2 separate regions of the Homo sapiens genome follow, and region 2 is linked to region 1. The links are chromatin loops, found by intact Hi-C in ENCODE. Cell type or tissue: GM12878. All regions are shown on one strand. Links, peaks and the distances in the headings refer to the core of each region. The heading gives the core; the rest is flanking DNA. Region 1 overlaps LOC105378834 (a long non-coding RNA gene). Region 2 has its middle 220 kb from the start of LINC01364.

Region 1 (8,338 bases), core at 51-8,050:
GAAGAATCATGGGAAAGAGGCCAGCCTATAAAGTCCTAGGATCAAGGTTAAACACTACAATTGACCTTCACATGCCCACTTGGGTCTCTTCCAAGCGTACTTTCTTTTCTTTCCTTTTCTAAAGTCTTTTTAAATAAACTCCCACTCCTACTCTGAAAGTTGCCTTGATCTCTTTTTCTGCTTTATGCCCCTCAGTCAAATTATTTCTTTTGAGGGGGCAAGAATTGAGGTTGCTGCAGACCCGTATGGATTTGCCGCTGGTAACTCGGATACCTTCCACTGGTAACAATCAGTATCCTTCGAAAAGTGCCAAAGTTATGAAGGACAAGGAAAGACCAGGGAACTGTCACAGATTGGAGTCAACTAGGGAGAAATACAACTCAATACAATGTGGGGTCCTGGATAGGCTCCTGAGACAGAAAAATGATATTTGGGTCTCTAGCCATACCACCCTGAACACACCCAATCTTGTCTGATCTTGGAAGCTAAGCAGGGTCGGGTCTGGTTAGTACTCGGATGGCAGAAAAATGATATCTGCAGGAAAACTGGTGAATATCAGATGCAGTCTGTAGCTTAGTTAAAAATATTGTACCAACATCAATTTCCTATTCTTGATAATCATATTAAGATGATGAGAGACAGTCAACATAAGCAGAAGCAGGGTGAGGGATTAAAGTAACACTTTCTAGTATTTTTGCAATTTCTTAAAGTCTAAAATTAATTCAAAATAAAATAATGTTTTAAAACTAAAAATAAATAAATAATTAAGTAAAATGGATCTCTTCTATTAAGGGTTTTCTAGAAATCTCCATCTTTCCACCACTCTCCTATAAAAGTTTCAATAACATTTTCCAAAACCACTTATCACTATTCTAAACTGCCAGTGATCAAAAGGGCAGCCTTGCAGGTTGCCAAATTAGTGAAGAAGAGGAGAAAGCTAGAAGGAAGAGGAAGTGGAGCATCTGAGGGAAAGATTTTTAAATGACCTCCTTTGTGTTGCTAAATTTATTCATATCCTGGAATGGGCTACAACCATCACAAGGACACAAAAATCATCAGGTAAATTCAAGGACTTTTTAAAAATGCATCTAACCACCTCCTGTCCAAAACATTCAAGCTTAACCTTTCTCCTGAAAATGCAATCTGCTCTCTACACCCTGCCTGCATACCAGATTCTGAGACCTAGATTGCCACAGGAGCAGAACCATCACCTTGTCCTGATTCAATAGGTTCTTGTTGTTACATTATCAGCTTAAGATCCTGGGGTATGTGGAGATGTGCCTATTCATTGCTGAAAGACTTCATGCACAATTTATGTCCTTCACATAACTTTGTCCTTAAAAGCTATTTTCTGAATCCATTTCAGTTGTGTTTTCCCAACAGCCATATTAGGAGGTGACTGTTGTTTTTGCATATTCAAAGTAAAAGAAATGAGACAAATATCTCAAAATGATTGAGGTGCTCACAATAAAAAGGTAGTGATAAAGATAGTACCAGATCTCGTATCTGTAGCTTCTGTGCCCTTTTTCGTAGTCCAGAGGACTCAGCTACTCTAGCAAATGGATATATGAGAACTAGTGACCACAGTTAATCCAGCTGACATGACACCAGCCATTACATTCAAGTGCAGCGACGCATTTTGCATTGCTTAGCTCTTTCTAGTTTTCAAAGCCCTCTTCACATATTTTATTGAATTTGATCCTCAAACCACATTGTAATGTAAGTAGAATAGCTATTTCCTTTTGGTAATCCTAACATCATGCCATTCAATATATAAATAAAGCCCCTTTATTTATATTACCTTATCTAGGTCCCACTAAAAAAAAATATATAAAGTAGCAGTGTCCCCATTTTCTAGATAACTGAGGCTCAAAGATTAACTGGTCCAAAGACACCCAGGCAATGAGGGGGAAGATGGAATATAAGAGCAAGTCTTTTGACTCATATTTCCCCCACTGTGCAATAGCTGCATACCAAAATGAGGAAAAATTACAAGTTTCTGACTATGAGTCCAAAAATGAGTTAACATGTGACTTTATACTAGAGGAGAATCTAATGAGGTCACTCTGCTTAGCTGTTTAGCTACCACTGCTATCCCAGTGGGACTGGGCAAGAATAGAACCAAGTCATGCAAGTAAGAGCAGCATCTGATCGGGCGATGGGCTTGTATTCAGGTTGTTATCTCTATGGATAGCTGTGGTTCCCTGAGGAACCATTCCAAAGACGTTAGAAGAGCCAGGTAGAACCCACATTAATTCATTGGTTAAAGCTCAGAAATAATCATGAGGTCTCTGAGACAGGTGACAATTAGTCATAGGACGGCTCCTATTATACACAAAATTTCGTTGAGCCAGCTCTCCATACTTTACTTCTTGCCCTAGTGTATCTTAAAGATGTGGTTTTCCCCTTGCCTAATCCAGGAGAGCTGGATTTCATAACTAACAGGACTTTAGACTTGTGCTTCACCTTTCAGCAGGCTGCTGGGTTCCATGATGTCCCAGAGCCTGACTATGTGCTTATGATAAAAAAATAAAAAAATAAAAAAATAAACTGAAGAGGGACCCCAGGCTGCAGGAGTGAGATGGGCATGCGAAGAATTGCATTTTCTCTGGTTCCTAGGTATGCTGAAGATGGCATCCAGGAGAAACCTTCTGGCCATCCCTCAAACTGTCCCATAGCTCAGCTGGCAGCTGCGACTTAACTTACAGTGACATCAGCAACATGATGAATTCCATTGCCAGCAGCCTGGACTCCAGGAGGCGCCCCAGGCGTGGCTGATGTGCACAGGTAGGAGCCTGTCCTCTGCGTGGCCTCTGCACTGGAAGAGCTTCAGGGCCTTTTCCTCCAGGGCTGATGGGATTTGTGTTTCGCCTCTGTTTGTTTTTATGTACCTCTGTTTGGGGAAACTTTCAAGCATGCAGAGCAACATTCTGATAAATAGTGCAGTGAGGAGCTGTGCTGCATCCTGGAGCCGAAGGTCACAAGGAAGAAACCAAAACCGGTAAACTCAGGGGTGTTGTGGCCCGAATCTGTAAATCCAAACAATCTCACAGTTATGAAATGGAAAGTTTGTGGGGAAAAACAAATGCTTTGGTTATTACAGTGTTACTACATTCATAAAATATATTTCATTGGGGGGGAGTTTACACAGGGGGTAATGAGATTTTTGCTTTATACATTATTTATAACTGCTTAATCCAGGTACTGTGGGTTATTTTTTTATTCCTTCATTTTCACAGCTACAAAACACTTCAGTATTTCTAATGTATTTCTGCTTACAATACAGATGTTCTCAATTGTGTTTCTAACTACATTTCAACCGTTATGATCACGTTTATTTGTTTGTGTCAGCACACAAGCTGGGGTTGAATGTGCAACACACAATAGTAAGGCTTCAAGAAGCCTGTAAAAAGGCCTCTTGTGCTTTCATTATCAACAAATTAAAATATGCTGTGTGGCACTATCTTTATCATCAGTGGTTTTAATCTTTGGATAATTCCCCTACAGTTGGGTAGGCAGAGCGACAGCCCTCTCTCGGTGCAGAAAGGTTGCATGCCTTAAAACAGCACTTTTCAAGATGACCATTTGGAAGCAACATTTGGAGAACATTTGGGTTATGTCCTCTAACTGAATTTCCAAGCTGTTGGTAACGGACTAAAGAAAATGCAGTCTGTACTGAATACTAAGAAAGCAAGAGTGGAAGAGCCTTGAAGGTCATGTGTAAATATTGACATTTTAATTTTATTTAGTATACCAAGTTGGGGCCCTTGCATTGCTTATCTTGCCATAAAAACTCTTCACCCACTTGCACTGCCCTGCAGATTGTCAGGGAAAGATCTGATCTGAGCAGCCGTGGCTACTCTTCCTGCCATTGCTAACAAGACTGAATTTTGTTTGTGCAAAATCTGAGTCAAAGGGGTGTTCCTCCCCTCTCATCTCCATCACGGACTGATGCGCCTGATTAGATAACAGAAATTTGTGGGCTGAATGTTCATGTAGAGACATGAAAGCCAAGATGCAAAACCAGTCAGAGAAAACAGCCTCCCACTCACTCACAGAGTCAAGTCAGGTGTCTAAAACCAAAGTTATTTGGGGAACCAATAACTGGCTAATTTGGCCAGAACACCCTTCTCTGTGTCCTCAGCAGCAGCATGAGGAAGAAATACCAGCATGTCCTCAGGCCTTGTACCCTTCTTAGAAACCAGAACTCTACCTGCGGAGCTTAATCAGGGCCACATTCTGAAAGTGAGATGCAGGCGACAGCCAGGTCTCTCCACCAGCAGCAGTGGTTAGAATGCCCCACGCACTTAACAACTTCCGGGACACATTTGACTGTTGACCTAAAACAGCACTGCTTTCCTCTGCCAAAGCAAAGAGCCTGGCTCATGTAGAATAGGCCAGCAGTTTGGTAACTTGCCAGAGGCTCCTGTCTCCCTACAGTGAGGTCACCAGAATCACTTACCTCCTGAAACACAGTCGACTGAAATGAAGGTCCAGCAGAAATTAGGGGCCAGTGAGTTAAACATGGAGGAACCAGGGCCACTTCAGATGGTCTTTGGCCTAAAAGGTTTTCCCTAAGTGCAAAGAAGAAAATTGAATGTGGGAAAAAAATGATCTTTTAATGCTTCATAACTCAACTCTCTGACTTACCTCAAAAAGAGAGAAATAGTGTAAAAAGCCAACACCATTTTCTGCCCTCTACATTTGGGTTTCAAAAGGTGTTCCTCAAACAATGATCTGGCTTCCATGCCAAAATAAATGTCATGATTTACACCTCATGCTTATGTTTGCAATCCTAATCACCCTTCCCTATGCCAGCTTTATAAGTCTTGCTCAGTTCCACTATTGAAATAGTACACTTGGATTCAAACAACACTCAAAACCCTTGTTTTTTGTTTTGTTTCATTTTTAACTATTACTGAGTGGTAGGGTCAATCCCATTCAAAATTCCCAAGTAGACAAAATCTGTGTCTGTGGCCCTTCCCCTTCCCCTCACCTTCTTGGCAGCCTCCCTCCATTCCCACTGATGAACTTCCAAGCTTCCTGCAGCTCCACTAGTCCTTTTCAACCAAAGGAAAACAAAGCAGTTTCCTACATTAGCGTATCTGCCTTTGTAAAGTAGTTTAGTGTTTTGCACAAACCAAGAGAATGTTCATTTTAAAAGCAGGAAAGAAAGCCAAAGGAATGAACCATTACAGATGGAGTGTCAGACACCATGGCACCTGGATAAAATATAATTTGGGGCAGGGGAGTATATTCTCATCGTCCCTAAAGTAGATGAACCAGTCAAGTCAGTACCCATAAGGCAGGCTTGATAAATCTCAGGACCAGGCCCCTCCACCCGCAACAAACACACATACACCTCTCCATTGTGATGTTTTAGGCGCAGTGTATAGTAGCTCTGCCTATCTACCCAGAACCTAATGTATTCACCTGAAAGTAAACTAACAGAGTCTGGCTGTCCTGGTGATTCTCAAGACCCTATTGCCTCCTCACTTACCCAAAGGAAAGGAGCAGTAGTTTTTTTAAAAATTCAAGAAATCAGTTAAAAAAAATATGTTAGTGTTTCTCTGAAACATCTAAGTTAGCGTGGCACAATTCATTTTATTTATAAAGAATTTGATTAACTCTGGTTAGCCCAGATTTGCTTCAGCCTGAAGCCCAACATCTCCTTTGCAGTGTGGTATCCTTCAGTTGCTCATTACTTGAGCCAACAGAGGCGGGAGGGGAGATGGAGAAAACTGGTTTTATTTGAGCTTGTGAAAATGCCTTTTTGTCAAGTTCAATGTCATAAGTTTTCTTCCACAAGAAAGTAGAATATACTTTCTGGTGAGCAATAGTTCTTTATTGTATAGAAATGGTTCCTAATTCTCAGCAGATAGAGATTTGAGAAAACAGGGGAGTTCTCCCAAGTCACAAAGAATAATGTGATGGTCAACGTGATAGACGGTTGTACGCTTTGATAGCTAGTTTCACACTGATTTTCTGACACATGAGAGAGGAGCAGTGCCTGTTGCCCAAGGAAGGCAATCTGCTGGGAGGAGGAACACAAACATCCCCAAAGGCTACCAGGTCAACTGTCATTTTCAAAATTACCATTAAAAGTAGGCTGGTGGGCCGGGCATGGTGGCTTAAGCCTGTAATCCCAGCACTTTGGGAAGCCAAGGCGGTTGTATCACAAGGTCAGGAGTTCAAGACCAGCCTGGCCAACATGGTGAAACCCCATCTCTACTCAAAATACAAAAGTTAGCCAGGTGTGGTGGCTGGTGCCTGTGGTCCCAGCTACTCAGGAGGCTGAGGCAAGAGAATTGCTTGAGCCCGGGAAGTGGAGGAAGCAGAGAGCCAAGACTGAACCATTGCACTCCAGCCTGGGTGACACAGTGAGACTTCGACTCAAAAACAAAAACAAACAAACAAAAAATTAGCTGGGTGGTGGTAGGTGCCTGTAGACCCAGTTACCTGGGGGTTGAAGCAGGAGAATCGCTTGAACCCGGGAGGCTGCAGTGAGCCGAGATGACACCACCGTGTTCCAGCCTAGGCTGCAGAACAAGACTCCATCTCAAAAAAAAAAAAAAAAAAAAAAAAAGGAGACTGGGCAAAGTGGCTCATGCCTGTAATCCTAACACTTTGGGAGGCTAAGGTGGGAGAATCACTCGAGGTCAGGAATTTGAGACCAGCCTGGGCAACATAGTAAGACCCTGTCACTACAAAAAATAAGAAACAATTAGCCAAGCATGGTGGTGTATGCCAGTAGCCCAGAAATTCAAGGTTACAGTGAGCTATGGCACCACTACGTTCCATCCTGAGCAACAAAGACCTTGCCTGTGAAAAAAAAGAAAAGAAAAAAATTTTATTAAAAATAATAAGAATAGAAAACGTAGGCTGTGTATGCTAGATTAACAAAACATTCCCCCTACAAAAGGGTGAAATTTCAATTTTTCATGAAGTTTGAAATCTATAATCATCTGACATTATTTCCAGGCATGTAGAAAAAAATTCATTTGTCTTTTCATCTGGATTAGTTTATCTCCGTCAATGTGTATATCAGAAGCACCTGGGGATTCTGTGAGTTTGGGGAACATTTTTTTGTTTGCTTGTTTGTTTGTTTTCAAAATATATGGTAGTATCCCACCACAAATCTATACTAAAATGAAATTTCATAGTGTATGTCACATAAATGTGCACTTTGAAAAATCCCCAAGTAAATTTTGAGATTGGCCCTTGATTCAGTGACACTAATATAAACCCTTTCACTTACCTTTGAGTTTTGTGGTGACCAATCTTCAGATTGGAAGCCTACACCTTCTTAACTTGGTCCATGGGGGCACAAAAGGAGAGAGAGTGTAAATTCTGAGGATGACCTTGACAAAAGTGAACACAAGATTAAGAGATGTGAACCCAAAATAAAAGAAGCAAGGAACTCTCTCTTCCCTTGTCATCTTTAACTCTGCTCTCTCTTGATTGTTCTCTGTGTTGTTCACAGGCCCTTCTTCCTATACCCACTCTGTAAAGTGATTTACCCCAAAGCTCTCCACCCCTTTCACCTTGGATCTCTGGCCAGATAATCTCACCTTCCTCTGTGGCTTCAAAGCCATATACATTTGACTTCTGAATTCATCAGCTAGGGCAGCCATAACAAAGTACCACAGACTGACTGGGTGGCTTAAACAACAGAAATGTATTTTCTCACAGCTTTGGAGGCTGAAAGTCCAAGAGAAGGCATTTATGGCTTTGGTTTCTTCTGAGGCCTCTCTCCCTGGCTCGTAGATGGCTGTCTTTACCCCATGTCCTTACATGACCTTTCCTCTGTGCTGGCACTTCTGGTGTCTCTTCCCCTTCTTACAAGGACATCAGTTCTGTAGAATTATGGGCCACCCAAATAACTTCATTTTAACTTATTACCTCCTAAAGACCCTAATATGGTTTGGCTCTGTTTCTCCATCCAAATCTCATGTTGAATTGTAATTCCCAGTGTTGAAGGAGGAGCCTGGTGGGAGGTGATTGAATCATGGGGGCGGACTTCCCCCTTCCTGTTCTCGTGATAGAGTTCTCACCAGATCTGGTTGTCAGAAAGTGTGTAGCACCTCCCACTTTGCTCTCTCTCTCTCCTGTTGGCCATGTGAAAATGTAACTGCTTCCCCTTTGCCTTCTGCCATGATTGTAAGTTACTTAAGGCCTCCTCAGCCATGCTTCTGGTACAACCTGCAGAATGGTGAGTCAATTAAACATCTTTTCTTCATAAATTACCCAGTCTCAGGTATGACTTTATAGCAGTGTGAGAAGGGACTAATACAGAAAATTTGTACCAAATAGTGGGGCATTACTATAATGAAACCTG
Region 2 (8,338 bases), core at 232-8,231, 140 kb before region 1:
TGTATGTAACCAAAACCTCCTAGAATTTTAAAATTTAAAAAAACTTTAGAAATCATCTAGTCCAGCATTATGTAACAGAACTTTCTGCAGTGCTGGATATGGTCTAAATATGTGTGGTCCAGTATGATTATCATTAGTCATATGTGGCTATTAGGCATTTGAAATGTGGCAAGTGTAACTAAGATATTAAATTTTATATTTTATTTAATTGAATTCATTTAAATTTCAGTGACTGCATGTGGCTAGAGCCCATGGTGTTAGGCTGCACAGGTTCTAGTCCAATCCCTATTTTGCAAAAGAGGAAATAGAGCCTACAGTGTTTCAGGGCCTTGCACAGTGTCTCACACCGACTTTGTGAAAACCAAATAGTAGGCCGGGTGCAGTGGCTAACGCCTGTAATCCTAGCACTTTGGGAGGCCGAGGTGGGTGGATCATGAGGTCAGGAGATCGAGACCATCCTGGCTAACACGGTGAAACCCCGTCTCTACTAAAAATACAAAAAAATTAGCCAGGCGTGGTAATGGGCACCTGTAGTCCCAGCTACTCGGGAGGCTGAGGCAGGAGAATGGCGTGAACCTGGGAGGCGAAGCTTGCAGTGAGCCTGGGCAACAGGCTGGGCAACAGAGCAAGAAAGACTCTGTCTCAAAAAAAAAAAAAAAAGAAAACCAAATAGTATCAGAGCGAGGGAGCCAACTCCCAGTCAGGTGTTCTGTGTGCTCACGTAGTAGTACCCACCTCCTGGTCCACAAACTTGCAGAGTGGCTCAAAGTAAAGTGAGAGAGATGAGGGCGGTAGCTTATATTTTTCGTAAAGTTCCCATGAGTCAAGTTTTAAGTTTTTATAGATTTCTATTGGTGTTATAGTTCTCTATGCTGTTATATACAAATTCCAAATATAAGTTTCAAACTGTTGAATAGATGAGAAAAGTTAAAACTTGGCAAGTCAATGTTGGTCTCCCATTTTTTTTTCTTTTTTAATTTTACTGGCCTAAGAAAACTAGTTCCAAAGTCTTGGAAACATGTATTAAATCCCACGTGGGCAGCTCACTATAGTCTGGTATAGCCCCTTCTAATTATGTCACAATTTCTTAGAAAGCAACCATTTCTTCTACCTGTCTCAAAACCTCCACAATGTATATAAAATTGCAAGACACATAATAGACATTTAATAATTTCTCACTGAATAGAATTAGATTTTTAAAATGATGTCCTCATAATACAAGCATGCAAGTTATCTGAGAAGACGAATATTTTAAGCTATTGTCAGTCATTAACTCAAACTGGTTATACCATAAGAAGTAATCTAAATGTATATCTCTTGCTATCATAAAGCTCTTTTGCCCATATGCTGCCATTTAATCTTAACAATATTATGAGACGTAAAACAGAAAACTGCTTTAATTCTTGCGTTGCAGTCAGAAACTGAATTCAGAAAGGTTAAGCAACTTGCCCAAGGACTCACAGGTAGTAAAGATGGAACCAGGACCACTGCAGCTGCAGTATTCTAATTCTGTGGCCAGTTCTCTTTCTAGTATCTATCAGAAAGAAGAAGTGAGATGATAACAGCAATGCAATTTCAGTAACCTTGAAATTAACAAACACATGTATTGAGTACCTTCAGTTTTCCTGGTACTGGGTAGTGTAGGGAACACAAAGACAAAGATTCAGAGCCCAATCCTCACAGTAATTCACCTGAAAGAGCAGGCACTATGGAAAGAGGACACAGACTGATGAGTTTGAATGACAGAGGGAAGGGGAGAGGTGATGATGAATGCATTCAAGGCATGAGGTACTGTCCCAAGAGGAAAAGCCAAAGTGATGGGGAGGGAAGTGGGCCTGATGCGCCCAAGGAAGCAGGAAGGCACTGGATTCTTGTGAGTAGAGTGACAGCAGAAGGACCCAGGGGCACTAATGGAAGAATGAACAAACACTGAAAACCAGCATCTCCTGTTGCCCAGGTGCTCCCTCCATTCCCATTGCTCAACTCTGCTTGCAAACAATGGAAGCAATCTATTTTGCCTCTGGTGGGTGGACCCATTGACTCGATTGTCTGAGTTGGTAGAAGTCCCTTTCTGGGAAGTGACCCAGAGCCACTCCCTACTGGTTGGCGTAGGCTGCCTTCTGCTTTGCCAGCCCCCTCTGGGCTGCACCTGCCAAAGCCCAACCTAGTGTTGTTCTCCAGCCCCAGGGTGAGCAGGCTCTTTGAAGCGTATTTCACAAGCTCCATCACCAGCGGCTGCTGTCGGGGCATAGCTAGACCAGTTGCCACATTCCCCAAAACAGCTACCATAGAGAAAGAAGTCTGGGAACACTTAAGGGTCGTAGTGAGAAAGAAGCAGAAGGTCAGAGACACAGCTATTATTGAGAAGGAAAGGAGGAGAAAGAGCAGGAAATAAAGGTGAGGCTGAGAGGAAGGAGGCAAGGGACAAGAAACCATACGATGAATGAGAGTGATCCCAGAGGTCTGGAAAAATGTCTCAATTCCAGATGGAGTGCACCAGAGTCCTGCCTCCAGGCTGAAAACACAACAAACTCTTCAGAATCAATGAAGTCTTTTATCCTCTTCGATATATTTGTAGACAGTGAGCAGCAGCTCTCTCGGTAGCCAATTGCTATGTTTTATCAGACTCATGGCAAAGAGTGCTTCCTGGTACTAGTCAAAAGTTTCCTGCTTTACTGTTTTGTTTTCTCTGACTTAGTCACCTGGGGCATTTAGGGCCCCTGACTGATAGGTGATAAAACCCACTACCACCCTGAGATTATTGGGCTCGTCTTAGTAGACACATACAATCTTTGCCATGATTCATATATTCTTTCAACAAACATTCAATAATTGACTATGATATTCAAGTCACTCCTACTCAAAGTTGATGAATACTTCTCTATTAGGTCAGTTGTTTATAATATAACAAAGTATATTACAAACAGGATGATTTCTAAGAGAACCAGTGTTATATAGATAAATGACTAACAGGTGTCTAGTGCACAAACAGACTCTTTCTATCTTCAATTGAGTGTTATTTTTAAAGACACTATGTTCTAAATTATTTGTGACTGTCCCCCATGAGTCTAGCTTGTCCCTGGCCCAAACATGTCTTTCCTCAAGCTTCTTTGTGACTCCACTACACTATTCCCTACTCAAACCCAGCTTTCTTGTGAACTCTACAAGGCACCTAAGCAAAAAAGAGGCATGGATATTTTTTTTCTGCCTACCACTCTGCTACCTCCCACAAGTCTGTTTCAACTCAACCCCACTCCTTTCTGAAGTGTCCTGACACCCCAAACATGATGCCATTTCTGGTCCCAGCTCCTACAGAACTAATTCTCTTTGTTTCTGTAACTGGCCTCTGTATCCCACAGAAACTCCAGGGAATCTGTTTTGTTTTCTCTATGGTGTCATCCAGAACCTAGACTCAGCCAGTCTTGTGATGGAATGAGAGGCCTCTCTTGTTTATCTGTTGCCTATCAGCTCTTAGCATCCACCGCTAGTCATTTCGCAATTGTTCATTCATTTATTCATTCATTCAAAAATATTTATTGATTACCTACCAATACCATACACTCTAGATGCCAGGACAATGTAAGAAGAAAGGAAGGAAAGGAGAGAGAAATAGTGAGCTCTTGTGCTCTGGAAGGTTACAGTCCAATGGAGGACCAAGACAAATAAACAAATACCTACAATACAATGTAATTATTGTTGTGGTAAGAGAAAACAGCTTGCCAAACAAAGGCAAAGACCATCTAGGCTACACTCAGACCCCATCAAAGAAATAGCACACAGAGACCTGTGGGGTTGAAATGTCAATACTGATAGTCTTTTAATCCTATGGTACTTTTAAAAAAATAGTGCCAATTTTCTTTCTCTTGTGTAAGGGCTGTCACGAAGCACGTAGGCACCAAATCATCACACCCATTGACAAATCACCACCTCCCTGATTCCCCAAGGCTTCTCCTGCCCAGACTACACTGTCCCTTTCCTAAGGCATCACCGATCCTTTGCTCCATAAGCCAATGCCTGTCACGGTGCAGACTCCAGCCTCTCTCCTATACTGGTTGTTCAACAGCACCCTTGTGCTGTCATAGTTAGGGCTCTTTTCTGCATTTTTCTGCAGCAGTGACAAAGATAACACTGAAAAAATTCCAATGAAGAGAGATGCAAAAATGGCTTATTAATATTAGGGTAATTTTAAATTTATAGCACAGACTCTTTCTATAAGACAGAGATTTCACATTGGATGTGATATTCTAATATTTGAAGGATCGGTAATCTCCAAACAGTGTATAAAATGTGACTTGCTAAACCTCCCTTTGTCTAACCCAGACATACTTAGTCCATTTCACATGTGTAATTGTGGCTTCAGTAGCAGCTAGAAAGGAAATTGAGAGGTGTTCTTGTTGGGACATGGTTGCCTTGCCAAGAAAAAAGTTGCCAAAGACCCTGCTTGTTGTCTTTCCACTGGGTACTCTGGGAAGTTGGTTTGGGCTGCTCCTGGCTCACCACCACTTAACCCCTGAGTGTACCTCAGGAAAATGGTCAAGGAGGGATAATTAATGCAAATTTGCATTTGATTTAAAGACCTTTCAAAATTAGTGTAGCTGGTCCTTAGACCATGCCCGTATCTACAAATAAAGAACCTTTATCCCAGCCTTTATCCCAAGACTTAAACCTAAAGAAGATCCCATTTGGTTTGGCTCTCCATGAGTCCTGCTTGATTCTTATAACAGTGCTTCCCAAACTTTAACGTGGGTCAGAATCACCTGCAAGTTTTGCTAAAATGAAAATCGCTGGGCCTCATTCCCAGAGTTCCTGATTCAGTAGGTCTGGGTTGGGGCCCAGGAAACTGCATTCCTAACACATCCTCAGGTGCTGATACTCTTGGTTCAGGGACCACACTTTGAGAAACACTGCTTTACAAAAACTACAATATAACTCACTGTCAATTTGCAAGTCCCATCATTTTTATCATTGTTACATATTGAGCTTCTCTGGACTGTGTAGAACTTTACTGAGTAAAGCCAGAAGAAAATACAGTTTGGCAATGACACAATTACTAAAACGTTTACAATTCTATGCATCATTCCAACAGCTGTGTTCTGTATCCTCTTTCTTCCCGATGGATTTGAAAAGTCCCATAAACATTCGTCAGGTCTTACTGGTCCCCACTCTTTGTATGGACCTCACCACCCCATGCTTCTCATGGTCACCCAGGCCTAAGCTATCACTTCCTCTAACTGCTTTCACAATCAAAGGGCACAAGTATCAGCCTTTCAAGAGACTAACTCAGAACTTCTCAGTTAATACACGTTTTCTAATGAAAAGAAAACTAAGATAAACAAGGCATAATATGTATTTTGGGTAGATTGCCTAATTCTCTTGAAGCTCAGAATATTTTTTTTCAGCCAGGGGTCCATGAAAATCTGCCTACTTGCATGATTTTGTTGGACAAGTTTTTTAAAGTACATTCTTCTGACAAAGCCACTCTTTTGTCTCTCATTTCTCATCTTATAAGTGATTGCTCTCAGTAAAATTAAAAATACTTACCAAACTTTATACTTCCACTGGCTCTAAGGGCTACAGGCACATTTGCATTTTGCATGTGCTTGTTTATTAATTATAGGGTAATTTTTATTTGGATCACGATCTATCTGCCTACACAACAACGAACATGTACATTCATTGTTATCATTGTTTGCATCAGAGAGCTATTAATCAATCATTAAAAGTTGCTTCATATCATGCACAGAAGATTATTAATGTCTTATTGTTGAGAAAGCTTACCTAAGCTAATGTTTTCAAAACTGAAATGGTTCATCACATTTGGCATATTTTGGTTTTTGTTTAGTACACAGCCTAGCTTGTCCATATGAAAGTATCAAATGCCAAAGGTCACACTGGGAATATCCTGATGGAGAGATAGATGCAGAGAGCGTGTCTAGTTGAAAGCATCCAAATATGTTTTTATTGGTGAGAATCAGTAATGAAGATGTATTTAAAAGAAGCTGGGATGGTTTCATTTTCAAATTTAGCATTTAGACCAAGATACTTCTATTTTTAAAAATCCCCATGAATATTTTTCATTTCCTATTTTGTTGTTGGTTAATAGTTTCACAGCTTTTCAGCGTCTTGAATTGTTACAGGTGGGGGATATTTTCAAGTTCTAACAACATGCATCATTCAACGTTCTAAGTAAGACTTCTTATTAAATTTTTTTCATCCCCTTGTCTCTTCAGCAGTCTCTCTGTGCCTTAAAAGTAAAATAAACCGTCATTTTAAAAAACGTCAGCCCTATCCACAGCCTCAGAGGAAGTCTTATCTAGTTGTTAGAGCAGGAGTCTGGTTCTCTAGAGCCCTGGGTACAATTCTGTGCTTCAACACACGCTCTGAATTTGTCACTTATATTCTCTGTGCCCCAGTTTTCCCATTAGCAAAATGAGGACAATATTACTTCTTATAAGTGTGATGGGAATGAATTGGCATTGGCAAAGTGTTTTGAAGTTCTTCGATAAAAGCAGACAACATGGAACCAGGTATTTGGCCAGATCTACATTCCCTTGAGCCAAGTGGGAATTAAAGAAATATCTACTCTCGGGAAATTTTGAAGGGAAAGGCCCTGGCCTCTTATTATGATACTTATCCTGCAAAAGGAAACAGGCCCTTAAGTCTTTGTTGTGATGTGTTGATTTTGGTGTTTCCCCACTAACAAAAATGAAAATGTTTTAAAGTGGATAAACCTTGATCGTATAATCTCTGATCAAGAAAATGAAGCATGCCAGCATGTCATCTTCTGCCACTCTATGGGAGAACTTCCAGGTCTGGTCCTACGTAAATTTTTTAACATGGGAACATAGGCTCTTGTAAAGAATTAGGCAGAATAAAAAAAGTCTGGAGGAATTCAGTTGGAAAAAATATCCTATCCATTCCCCTATTGAGAATATCAGAGCTTCAAAAATATGCTCAAGGGAGAAGGAAATTGGAGAGCATGTAGGTTATTTTAAATATATATATACACACATATTTATACCCATGTAAGAGGAAATAAATTAGAGAAAAAGGAAGAACTCTCACTGTGAAAATCTGTTTTCTATGATGTTTTTGGATATAGAGAAGGCAAGGACCTTCAGGAAACATTTTAATGTTAAGCAATATCCCATCTATTGTCTACAGGCAATTTGACAGCAGGGAGTTGAAAAGACCCAAGTTCAATTCCTCACTCACTGTCCTCACGGATGACAGCCAGTAAGCTTCATGACCCAGTTTATCCTGCAAACCTAAGATTGTAACGATTTAATGAGTAGATATCGGCAAAAGTGGTATGCTTGTTAACCTTTGTGCCACAAAGAATAGGCAGTGAGGAACTTTGGAAAGAGAGTAAATCTTTAAAAGCCCTGGTGTACAGTGAAAATAAAAGGCAATAACTTTTATCAAACACTCACAAAAGCCTTATAATCTGAAAGAAATAATAGCTCTATCACAGAATATAATTAACATACTAAATATTCATTTAGTCTTCTTGTAATTGTAGATATATTATAAAAACAGGGAAACAAAAAAAAAAGTCAGTGAATAACAGAATGTCCTTTGGATGAAACCCTAGCAATCAACTAATCGAATGTTCCCATTTTACTGATGAGAAAAAAGCAAAGCCCAGAGAGTGACTTGTCCAAGGTCACTCAAGCAATTTGTAGCAGAGGGGGATAAACAATCCAGATCTTATGAATCTGGGTCCCTTTTTATTTTTGACCATACCATGCCACCTATAAAGGAGCATTTCTTCAAAGAATGTCAGAAAACATAACTAAATAGGCTTAGCTTTGAAAGTCTAGTGAAACCAGAGATAGAGAGATGTTCACCCTCCTGCTTTCTATTGAAGTTGTTTTTATTAAAGAGTTCCACTTAAGCTTTTAAATTTGATATAACAAGAAATTAACACAACTATCTTTAATGATAAGCATGTCCCTGTTCTCCTGGACACAAGCTGGATGACATTTCCCACCCCCTTGCAGTTACATGTGCCCACGTGATGATTCCAGCCAATGAGATGTGAGCAAAAGTGATACATGCCAGCTCCCAGCCAGGCCTGTAAAAATTTTACATGTAGTATTCATCATATTATTTCCACATTCACCAGCTTGATGCAAATTAGCACAGCGACTTTAATAAGCACAAGTTGAAGATAGTAGAGCTACAAGATGAAAGGAGTCCTCCAACTTAGAGGAGAGCTGCCCCACTCGACATAAGCACTCAGTTTAGACCTCATGTAGGAGAGAAATAAACTCCCTTTATGACCAACCCACTGTGATATGGGGGCTTATGCATTATGTCAACTGATGGTACCTTC

The links. Peaks named below come from ENCODE experiments on the same cell type or tissue, not always from the same donor. Only the 100,000 strongest peaks of a DNase experiment are listed, where the experiment ranks them.
Region 2: it touches region 1 in a loop (2.3-fold over the local background); 1 of 110 quality-filtered maps calls a loop at or near these places.

Annotation. Positions count from the first base shown.
Region 1 is chr1:87,445,470-87,453,807 of GRCh38, reverse strand. LOC105378834 (a long non-coding RNA gene) reads right to left here. Exons shown (of 4, transcript XR_947565.3): 2 at 7,259-7,361; 3 at 4,463-4,574; 4 at 1-3,029. It also overlaps the pseudogene RNA5SP52. Among named protein-coding and RNA genes, the nearest start is that of LINC01364, 78 kb to the right of the region's middle. RefSeq lists an enhancer at 3,836-4,215. In GM12878, for the core only: no CTCF peak of the experiment used is centred there; DNase peaks (open chromatin) are centred at 2,967 and 4,207; H3K4me3 peaks cover 644 bases; H3K27ac peaks cover 2,505 bases.
Region 2 is chr1:87,585,513-87,593,850 of GRCh38, reverse strand. No RefSeq gene overlaps it. Among named protein-coding and RNA genes, the nearest start is that of LINC01364, 220 kb to the right of the region's middle. In GM12878, for the core only: no CTCF peak of the experiment used is centred there; DNase peaks (open chromatin) are centred at 1,560, 5,200, 5,880 and 6,110; H3K4me3 peaks cover 613 bases.